2 separate regions of the Homo sapiens genome follow, and region 2 is linked to region 1. A link is an interaction called in ENCODE POLR2A ChIA-PET data of the cell type or tissue named here. Cell type or tissue: IMR-90. All regions are shown on one strand. Each heading gives the region's core, and the rest is flanking DNA. Links, peaks and the distances in the headings are about the cores only.

Region 1 (7,228 bases), core at 2,689-5,188:
ATTAAAAAAAAAAAAAAAAAAGGATATGATACTGAAGAGGCCCTGTGTCCCAGGAGAGGGGTTATCTGTGAGGACCTCTGGGTGGCCTTCCTGCTTGGTGGGACTACAGGGGCAAGGTTTCCGGGCTCACAGGTGACAGGGACAGCTTGTCAGCCACCAGCCTCACTCTCCAGTCCTGCCATCAGCCACACTCCAGGGTCAGAAGAACAGGATAGCGAACCCGAAAGCCCAGCGCCCTTTCTACACAGAGCCTCGCCCGTTCCAGGCTTGGATCTCTTCAAAAACCACAGCTTTGTGTTCAAGGAGGAACAAAAAGACATCAACAAAAGCAACAAGGAGCTTTTGGTTTTACCAAAAGGAAAAAAAAAAAACAGCCCCCACATCCTGCCTCTAGAAAGAGCTGCGGATTCCAAAAGCCCCTACTGGGAAGGCTGCCCACAGGCGGGAAGGGAGGGCTCCCTGCTAACCCAGTTTCTCACCCGTCCATCCCCTCAGGCCTAAGGGGCTGAAGTGGTGGCGATAGGAAGCAACAAGGAGGCATTGTTCAATCAGAGGAAAAAAAAGAGCAGTCAAAAAGATCAAGGCTAGACTTGAGGAAGAACTTACCAGCCATCAGATTGCACACAAAATGAAAAGAAAAAAAAAAAAAAAAAAGCCTGCCCCTGTCGGTAATATAGAAGAGAAACAATTCTGCAAGTTGAGTAAGGCATGGAAACGCGGGCCTGTTTCCTCATCTGTAAAACGTAGGTGTTAGGAAGCAAAGTGATCCCTCAGGCTCCAGGAGGCCTGAAGGACAGGGATTTGGGGGTAAGTGAGGTGGGAGGGCTACCTGGAGGCCACATTTGGCTACTTGGGCTGGCCATTTGCACTTGCCCTCCCCCACACTGTCATCCCTAGTCCCCATTTTTCCAGTTAGAGGCAGACAATTTTGGGAAGGAGGGAAAGCCCTGGGCCCCAGTGCGGGGTTTGCCTACTCCTGCTCCACCTATTTTTATTTTCATTTTTACATTTTTTAGAGACAGAGTGTCCCTCTGTTGCCAGGCTGGAGTGCTGTGGTGCAATCAGGGCTCACTACAGCCTCAACCTCCCAGACTCAAGTAATCCTCCTGCCTCAGCCTCCCAAGTAACTGGGACCACAGGCCCACACCACCACACTCGGCTAATTTATTTCATTTTTTGTAGAGATGAGGCTGGTCTTGAACTCCTGGCCTCAAGCGATCCACCCTCCTCAGTCTCCCAAAGTGCTGGGATTACAGGCATAAACCACTGCACCCAACCCTGCCCCACCTTTTAAAAGCAGCTGGGATTAAAGACAGTTTGCTAGAATCCAGAGACACTTAAGCACCCAGCCTTGTCTGACACAGACCACACCCTACTCCCATCTGATGCCTAAGGGAAGGGGCAGAAACATAGTTCCTGGCTCCCCAGAATCAGGGACATCTTTACCCTCCTCAGTCCTTACCCCACAGCTCAAGGAAACTGGAGAATGAACCCCAAATATGTGCAGTCAGAGAAGAGGGGAAAGGTGCAACCAAGTCCCCCAATTTTCCTTCCCCAGCCCATGCCCACCTCCCACTTGACACCTCACAAGCTGGTTTCCCTGGCTGGCAACCCTGCCTCCTGTCAGTAGGGCCCTAAAGAGGAGGGAACAGGCAGTACTCTAGACTATCTGCAGGGAGACAACGATGCAGGTTTATGCTAAGCCTGGGCGTGTGGACTGATCTGCCCCACTTTTGGAAAATCCAGTTTACAAAACAAGTAATGGAGGGCATAAATATCTCTCTTAAATATCTCTCTCACCAAGAGCAGGCTCACTCCACCCACCCAGAAGCTTCAAGAAAGAATTCGGGCCGGGCAGTGGCTCATGCCTATAATCCCAGCACTTTGGGAGGCCGAGGCGAGTGGATCACCTGAGGTCAAGAGTTCCAGATCAGCCTGGCCAACATGGAAAAACCCCATCTCTACTAAAAATACAAAAATTAGCCGGGCATGGTGGCAGGTGCCTGTAATCCCAGCTACTTGGGAGGCTGAGGCAGGAGAATCGCTTGAACCTGGGAGGCAGAGGTTGTAGTGAGCGGAGATCGCACCACTGCACTCCAGCCTGAGCGACAGAGACTCCGTCTCAAAAAAAACAAACAAAAAGAATTCTATTAGCAGTTCTTCCTCCACCACTGGCTATTGTGCAGAAGCCGGGAGTGCACCCTCAACCTTGCCACAGCATTGGCTGCATGGCTGCAGTCCTGAAGGTGGAAACACAAACACAGCCCATTCAGTCCAGCTCCCAAGTCCTCCTCCCCCGCCCCAGCACCGGCGTGGGTGTCTGCCTACACACCAGGCATGTGTGTAACTGCACGCATGTGGGGGTCCGCCACACCAGGTGGGCTGGCAGTGAGCTCTGGCCTATGTTCTCTCCCCTGCCTCTCCCCCAAACAAGTCTGATGCAAGGACAGAAACAGAAGAGGCCTTTTCACTGCCTACTTTACAGTCACTTTCTAGAGCTTAAATCTGAATCTTGAGAAACCACAGGGAAAGATAGCTTTCTTCTTTCTTGACCAGCCCCCTGCAAGATCCTAGCTCCCCTCAGAGACTAGCCAGAGACAGGCAGAACATAGAGGCCTCCCTGCACACCAAACTCACACACTCACTGGGTGGGCCCAACTCCCTGGCAAAGTGCCAGAAGAAACCACGTGCCCCTACGGGTCCTGCACTGGGCTTGGCCCAGCATGGAGCACGTGATGCTTCAGAGAAGGAAGCCAGGCCTGTGGTCCACAAAGCAAGACCAGAACAGAAATGGCAGAAAGCTGTACCCTGGTAAACCCAGGATTCAGGAACCTGAATGTCACTCAAGGATAAGACCAGAGGCAGGAAGAAAACACGAGGAGGCTGGGCTAAAGCAGGTAGATCACCTGAGGCCAAGAGTATGACAAGCCCTCCTCTCTACAAAAAACTTAAAAATTAGCATGGCGCCACATGCCTGTGGTCCCAGCTACTAGGGAGGCTGAGGCAGGAGGATCACTTAAACCCAGGAGGTGGAGGCTGCAGTGAGCCATGATCACTCCACTGCACTCCAGCCTGGGTGACTGAGCAGGACGAAGTTTTTTTGGAGACCTTGTCTCCAAAAAACCAAAGCAAAATAAAAACAAAAAAAGTAAGAAAGCAGGAGGGAATGACAGCAAACACTCGGCCTAGCGTCTGGCACATAGCAAGAGCTCAATAAATCCTCTTTGGTCTAGGGTCCAACATCCCTGGGCAGGAATTTTTTTTTATCTTTAGTTTGTTTGTTTGTTTGTTTTGAGATGGAGTCTCGCTCTGTCGCTCAGACTGAAGTGCAGAGGCAATCTTGGCTCACTGCAGCCCTGGCCTCCCAGGTTCAAGCAATTCTCCTGCCTCAGCCTCCTGAGTAGCTGGGATTATAGGTGCCCACCACCACATCTGGCTAATGTTTGTATTTTTAGTAGAGACGAGTTTCACCATGTTGGCCAGGCTGATAGAACTCCTGACCTTAAGTGATCCACCTGCTTCAGCCTCCCAAAGTGCTGGGATTACAGGCGTGAGCCACTATGCCAGGCCTCCTGGGCAGGAATTTTTAACCATGGGGAAACCAAGGCTCAGACACGTCCAGAGAGCACTCCTTGCAAGCGGGCGCCACACCTGGTTCATCCCAGAATCCCCACGGGTAACTTCTTGGCCCAGTGGATGCAGGGGAGGGAGAATGACTGCCTTGGGCGAGGAGGTGCTACTACAGCTAAAGTGAAACACAGCTGGGTCACAAAGCCCCCAGGTCTCTCTCACTAGGCTCCTTCCCAGGAAACATCCCAACTGGGCCAAAGGTCAATGAGGCATGGCAGAGGCTAGGGCTACAAAAGCTGGAGGAAACATGGAGAGGCCAACCTGCTTCTTTTGGCTGGAGGCCAGGAGGGAGACAGGGGAACCTCTGCCTCTGCAAGTTGGAAGCATCACCCAGAGAAGAAACCTTGATCTGCCTCTTCTGGCTCCCCCAGTCCCTGCAGGAGCCCTCCACCCAACCTTGTGGCAGCTTCCCAAGAAGACAGTAAAAACAGTAAGCTGGAACTTTGGATGAGGCTGATAAAACGCAGAGAAAACAAGGACAAGCCTCTGATTTTTCTCCAGCTCCCAGTGCTCACTGAATTCTAGGCTGCTTGAGTCACTGGGCTCCAAGGCTCGGTCAGACTTCTGCGTGCTGGGGCGGAGGCTCAGAATCTAGCCTGAGGTGGTCCAGCAACGGAGGGGTTAACTGCCCTGGCTTCTCTGAACCCCACCCCACTACCCAATGGAGGGAGGAAGTGGCAGAGAACCAGGGCTTGTGTGAGCCCTTAAGAATTCGAAGAATGTCCCATTTCCCTTGTGGGGGTGGGAGGGGTTGGTAGGGGGAAGAGGAACAGTAGAAATTAATAGAAGAGAAGGGGCAGCTGAAGGAGGGGCCAGGACAGAGCTGCAACCCTTCCTTTACCCAGATAACCTGCCCAGTGCCCTCCTTCTTCCAGAAGGGACAACTTCATGTTGCTTCTTGGGCTTGAGATTTTTATCAGGAATCTGTTTTCCCAGCACCTGGTGCAGGTTAGTATGTATTATAGCAGCAGGCAGGCAATAAATGTCTGCTGAATGAGCGAGCCCCTAAAAAGATGAAAGAGTGGTCTTAGCCAGGGAACGGGAGGGGGTAAGGAAGCAAGGAAGGTTTGGGGTAAGGTTAGGGGTAAGGCTGGAGGTTTAAGCCCCCTTTTTAGACAAGTCCCAAATTTTTTTTTCCCTGGGTGAACTTCAGCTGCAAAGAGCCTCCTGACTGAGAATTAAGAGAAAAAAAAAAAAAACTGGACTCAAGTCAGATCCTAAATTCATGTGAACACTGAAATTACCATTACTTGAGTTGGTTGAAGTTAAAAAAAAAAAAGTTAAAATTAAAAAAAAAATCGAATTAAGGCTGGGCGAGGTGGCTTATACCTGTAATCCCAGCACTTTGGGAGGCTGAGGCGGTGCATCACTTGAGGTCAGGAGTTCGAGACCAGCCTGGCCAACACGGTGAAACCCCGGTCTCTACTAAAAAATACAAAAATTAGCTGGGCATGGTAGCATGCATCTGTAATCCCAGCTACTCAGGAGGCTTAGGTACAAGAATCGCTTGAATCCAAGAGGCGGAGGTTGCAGTGAGCCAAGATCGCGCCACTGCACTCCAACCTGGGTGATGAGTCCTCTGACTCAAAAAAAAAAAAAAAAGCAAATTAAAAGAAAAAGAAATTATCATTACATCATTACTTATAAGTGACTTGACCTTCCAAAGCCTCCACCTCGCAGGTGGAGGCGGCTGTGAGGCCCCAACACTGAGTTTGTACTTGCTACTCACAAGGTCAATTGGAAGATGGAAAATTGCTGTACTTTCTGGGATTGCATGGGATGGGATGGGATGGGATGGGAGGGGAGGTATTCCTCCAGGCTCTGGGATGGGGGACCCCACCTCTATACTCCCTCCCTACCGTCAGCTGCTGCAGGTCCCAGTGCAGAAGGAACAGAGCTGCACTATACTCAAGATGACTATACTCAAAAGAAACAGTCTCCACAGCCTCCCTCACCAGGCAGGGAAGAGATCTATCTGGCCCAGGCAACACCCTTTATGCACCCCTGCCCATTCTCAAAAAATGAACACCAAAAGGGCTGGCATGAGGCTTCCAGAGAGTTTTCTTGAAGGAACCACTGGAGGAAGGAGCCCCCAAAGCCTAGAAGTACCCAGGTGAGAGAAGGAAACTGTCGATTTTGAGGAGAGAAATAAGGGAAGGTAAACAGAACAAAGTCCTCAACCCCAAATACAACAGACACGTCACTCATTCTTGAAAGACCACGAGGAAAGCCCCCTCTTTTGTAGCAGGGGACAGTGGAAAGAAACGTGCTCGCCTTACTGCCCGAAATTGGGTTAGAGCCTGTCTTGCCCTAGCCATCCCACCTTGAGAGTCTCTTCCCTTCCCTAAGCCCCAGTTTCCTCATCTGTACTTTAAATGCACTTTAAATGGGGGATAAAAGCACTTTAAATGGGGATAAAAAGTGCTTGCTTCATTCAGCTGTTGTGAGGACAAACTGTGATGTTCAAGTAGGGGATGGAAGTGTTCGCCAATGTCACCTTGCGGTTATTGGAAGGAAAGGAAGAACTCACTCGGGGAGGGAGCCAAGGTGCCCACCCAGCCCCCTGCCCAGAACAGGACTCACGCGTTGCAGTAGGGCTTCTTCTCGTAGCCCTTGTAGTTCTTCATGTTCAGTGTCATCTTGCAGGTCTCGCAATGGAAGCATGCTTTATGCCAGAACTGGGGATGGAGACAGGAGGACATACATCAGATACCAGGACTTCTGAAAAAGGGGCTCAGGCCCTAGGAAGGGGCACTCAGGAGCTGCTGGGACTGTCCTAGGCCCATGGCTGTGGGGAGAACATGGAATCATCCCAGGTGAGCTGGGGGCATTTCAGGTCACAGGCTTTGGCACTCCCCTCCCCTCTCTCCTTCCTCATCCTCCACCAATGGGCCATTTGAACCCAGGAGGAAGAGACAGGCAGGCATGAAGGACAGGGGGGAAGAGCCCAGTTATAGCAGTGGCAGCAGCCCCCAAGTCAGCTCCACCCTCCCCAGGGAACCCCTCCTGCCCAGAGCTGGCGAGGCCTCATTGCTTATGCAAAGCTGCGCTGGGTTGCTAGGGAGCAGCCGCTGAACATGAAGGAGCAGCTCCTCTGGTGGCACCAAGGCCTCAGAAGAGGAAGGCCCAGCCCCCACACACCCAGGCCCAGAACCCAGGTGCTCCTAGCTCCTGTACCAGGGCCCAGCACACCCACCAGCCCCACATGAGCCCCAGGTGGTGCTACAGCTCCGATACCTCCCACTTCCTGTGGGATGCCTGGCCAGAGGAGTGGGCTGGGTGTCCCAGGCTCTGTCAACACAACACATCCTTTCTACCCTTCCCTCATCCTCTCCCACCCCAGGAGGAGGGCAGGAGAGCACCCGGCAGCGGGTCTCCCACTGAGGCACTGAAGGGCTCTACTTCAAAGCCTTGAAGGTGGACACCCCTATAGTGGACATCAAAGCTCTACCCCACTAACTGTATGGCCTTGGGCGGGGCCCTGCACCTCAGAGGAGCCCACTTCCTGGTGTGTACAATGGATGTAATAACACCTGGCCCTCCTGGGATTGTCCAGGACTGAGGAGAAATCACCTTCAAAGCCCTCAGCACAGCACTT
Region 2 (2,500 bases), core at 1-2,500, 480 kb before region 1:
TTATAAAATATGCATAAGATGTACCACGTAAAGCAATTTCAAGTGTACAGTTCAGTGACATTAAGTACATTCACATTGTTATGAAACCTGTCACCACCATCCACATGTAGAACTTTTTTCATCTTCCCAAACTGAAACTTCTCTAACCATTAAACAGTAACTCCCCATTCCCTCTCCCCTTTTAGCCCCTGCCAACCACCACTATCCTTTCTCTTATGAATTTCACTACTGTGGGTACCCTTTGTAAGTGGTACTTTTGTGACTGGTTTATTCCACTTAGCATAATGTCTTCAGGGTTCATCCATGTGTCAGAATTTTTTCATTTTTAATACTAAATAATATGTAATATATGTTTTTATGTAAATTTTATATAATCATAAAACAACATAATTTTAATATTTTATGTTTATACATTTAATACTTTAATGTTTTATCTGAATAATTTAATTCTGTATGTAATAATTGCTTTTTAATACTAAATATTCCATTTTATGTAAAAAGCACATTTTGTTTATTCATTCATCTGTTGGACACCTGAGTGACTTCTGCCTTTTGGCTGTTGTGAACCTGCTTTCAGTTATTTCAGATATGTACCAAAATAGGAATTGAAGAAATAGGAATAAGAATAGGAATTGCCGGATCATATGAAAATTCTGTTTAATTTTTTAGGGAACTGCCATACCGTTTTCTGTAGCAGCCACACCATTTTCCATTCCCATGAGCAATGCAGCAATGTCTCTTAAGGTTTCCAATTTCTCCACATTCTCACCAACACTTGTTACTTTCTGGGTTTTTTTTTTTTCCAAGATGGAGTCTCACTCTTGTTGCCCAGGCCGGAGTGCAGTTGCGTGATCTTGGCTCACTGCAACCTCCGCCTCCCGGGTTCAAGCAGTTCTCCTGCTTCAGCCTCCGGTGTGCTACCACGCCTGGCTAATTTTTGTATTTTTAGTAGAGACAGGGTTTCACCATGTTGGCCAGGCTGGTCTTGAACTCCTGACATCATGATCTGCCCGCCTTGGCCTCCCAAAGTGCTGGGATTGCAGGCCCACCTCTGTTGTTTGTTTTTGAGACAGGATCTTGCTGTGTCACCCACGCTCAGGCTGGAGTGAAGTTGCATAATCCTGGCTCACTGCAACTTCCACCTCCTGGACTCAAGCCATTTTCCTGCCTCAGTTTCCCAAGTAGCTGGGACTACAGGTACAAGTGCGTGCCGCCACGCTAATTTTTTATATTTTTTTTGTAGATATGGGGTTGGCCAGGCTGGTTTCAAACTCCTGAGCTCAGGCGATCAGCCCGCCTCAGCAGCCTCCCAAAGTGGTGTGGTGGGATTATAGGCGTGAGCCACTGCGCCTTGCCAGATTTTTTGTTTTAGAAAATAGCCTTCCTAATGATTGTGAAGTGGTATCTTGTGGTTTTGATTTGCATTTTTCTAATGATTAGTGATGTTTAGCATCTTTTCATGTGCTTATCGGTCCCTTGTATATTTTCTTTGGTGAAACGTCTGAATATTCAAGCCTTTTGCCCATTTTTTAGTTGGATTGTTTTTTGTTTGTTTTTCAGTTTGTAGGATTTCTTTATATACTCTGGGTGTTAACTCCTGAGATAGATATTTGCAAATATTTTCTCCTAATGTGTAGGTTGTCTTTTCATTCTGTTGATAGTGTTGTTATTGTTTCTACTGAGAGGTGTTTTTTTTGTTTGTTTTTTTGTTTTTTTGTTTTTTTTTGAGACAGAGTCTCACTCTGTTGCCCAGGCTGGAGTGCAGTGGTTTGATCTCAGCTCACTGCAACCCCCACTTCCAGGGTTCTAGTGATTCTCCTGCCTTAGCCTCTGAGTAGGTGGGATTACAGGCGTACGCCACCACGCCCGGATAATCTTTGTATTTTTAGAAGAGACAGGGTTTCGCCATGTTGGCCAGGCTGGTCTCAAACTCCTAACTTCAAGTGATCCACCCACCTCAGCCTCCCAAAGCGCTAGGATTACAGGCATGAGCCACTGCTCCTGGCCTTATATGCCATCTTGAGAAGGCTAAGGGATGCCCGAATAGCTAGTAAAACATTATTTCTGGGTGTGTCTGTGAGGGTGTTTGTGGAAGAGGTTAGTATTTAAATCAGTAGACTGAGTAAAGAAAGATCCGCCCTCACCAGTGTGGGCCAGCATCATCCAATCAGCTGAGGGCCTGAATAAAACAAAAAGGTGGAGGAAGGGAGAATACTGCCTCTCCTTGAGCTGAGACATTCATTTTCTCTTTTCCTTGGACATCAGAGCTCCTGTTCTGGCCTTTGGACGCTGGTAATACTGCCTCACCTCCACTTCTGGTTCTTAGTTAGGCCTTTGGACTCTGACTGGATTACATTATAAGCTTTCTGTGAGACAGTTCTTATAATAAATCTCTTCATATGCATATGTATGAGAAGAGTTTATATATATGTAATTGTTTCTGTTTCTCTGGAAAACCTGAACTAATACTTTGTTCAAAAGTTGAGGCAAAATAAAAACG

What was found. Peaks named below come from ENCODE experiments on the same cell type or tissue, not always from the same donor. Only the 100,000 strongest peaks of a DNase experiment are listed, where the experiment ranks them.
Region 2: POLR2A ChIA-PET joins it to region 1 with 5 read pairs; 3 of 35 experiments call an interaction of 5 or more read pairs at or near these places.

The regions. Positions count from the first base shown.
Region 1 is chr17:38,877,166-38,884,393 of GRCh38, reverse strand. LASP1 (LIM and SH3 protein 1) reads right to left here. Exons shown (of 7, transcript NM_006148.4): 2 at 6,214-6,308. Among named protein-coding and RNA genes, the nearest start is that of LASP1, 11 kb to the right of the region's middle. RefSeq lists silencers at 79-128, 6,560-6,639 and enhancers at 2,136-2,718, 3,886-4,468. In IMR-90, for the core only: no CTCF peak of the experiment used is centred there; a DNase peak (open chromatin) is centred at 4,243; H3K27ac peaks cover 1,891 bases.
Region 2 is chr17:39,357,908-39,360,407 of GRCh38, reverse strand. All of the region lies in intron 1 of FBXL20 (F-box and leucine rich repeat protein 20), which reads left to right. Among named protein-coding and RNA genes, the nearest start is that of FBXL20, 42 kb to the left of the region's middle. RefSeq lists an enhancer at 998-1,292. In IMR-90, for the core only: no CTCF peak of the experiment used is centred there; no DNase peak of the experiment used is centred there.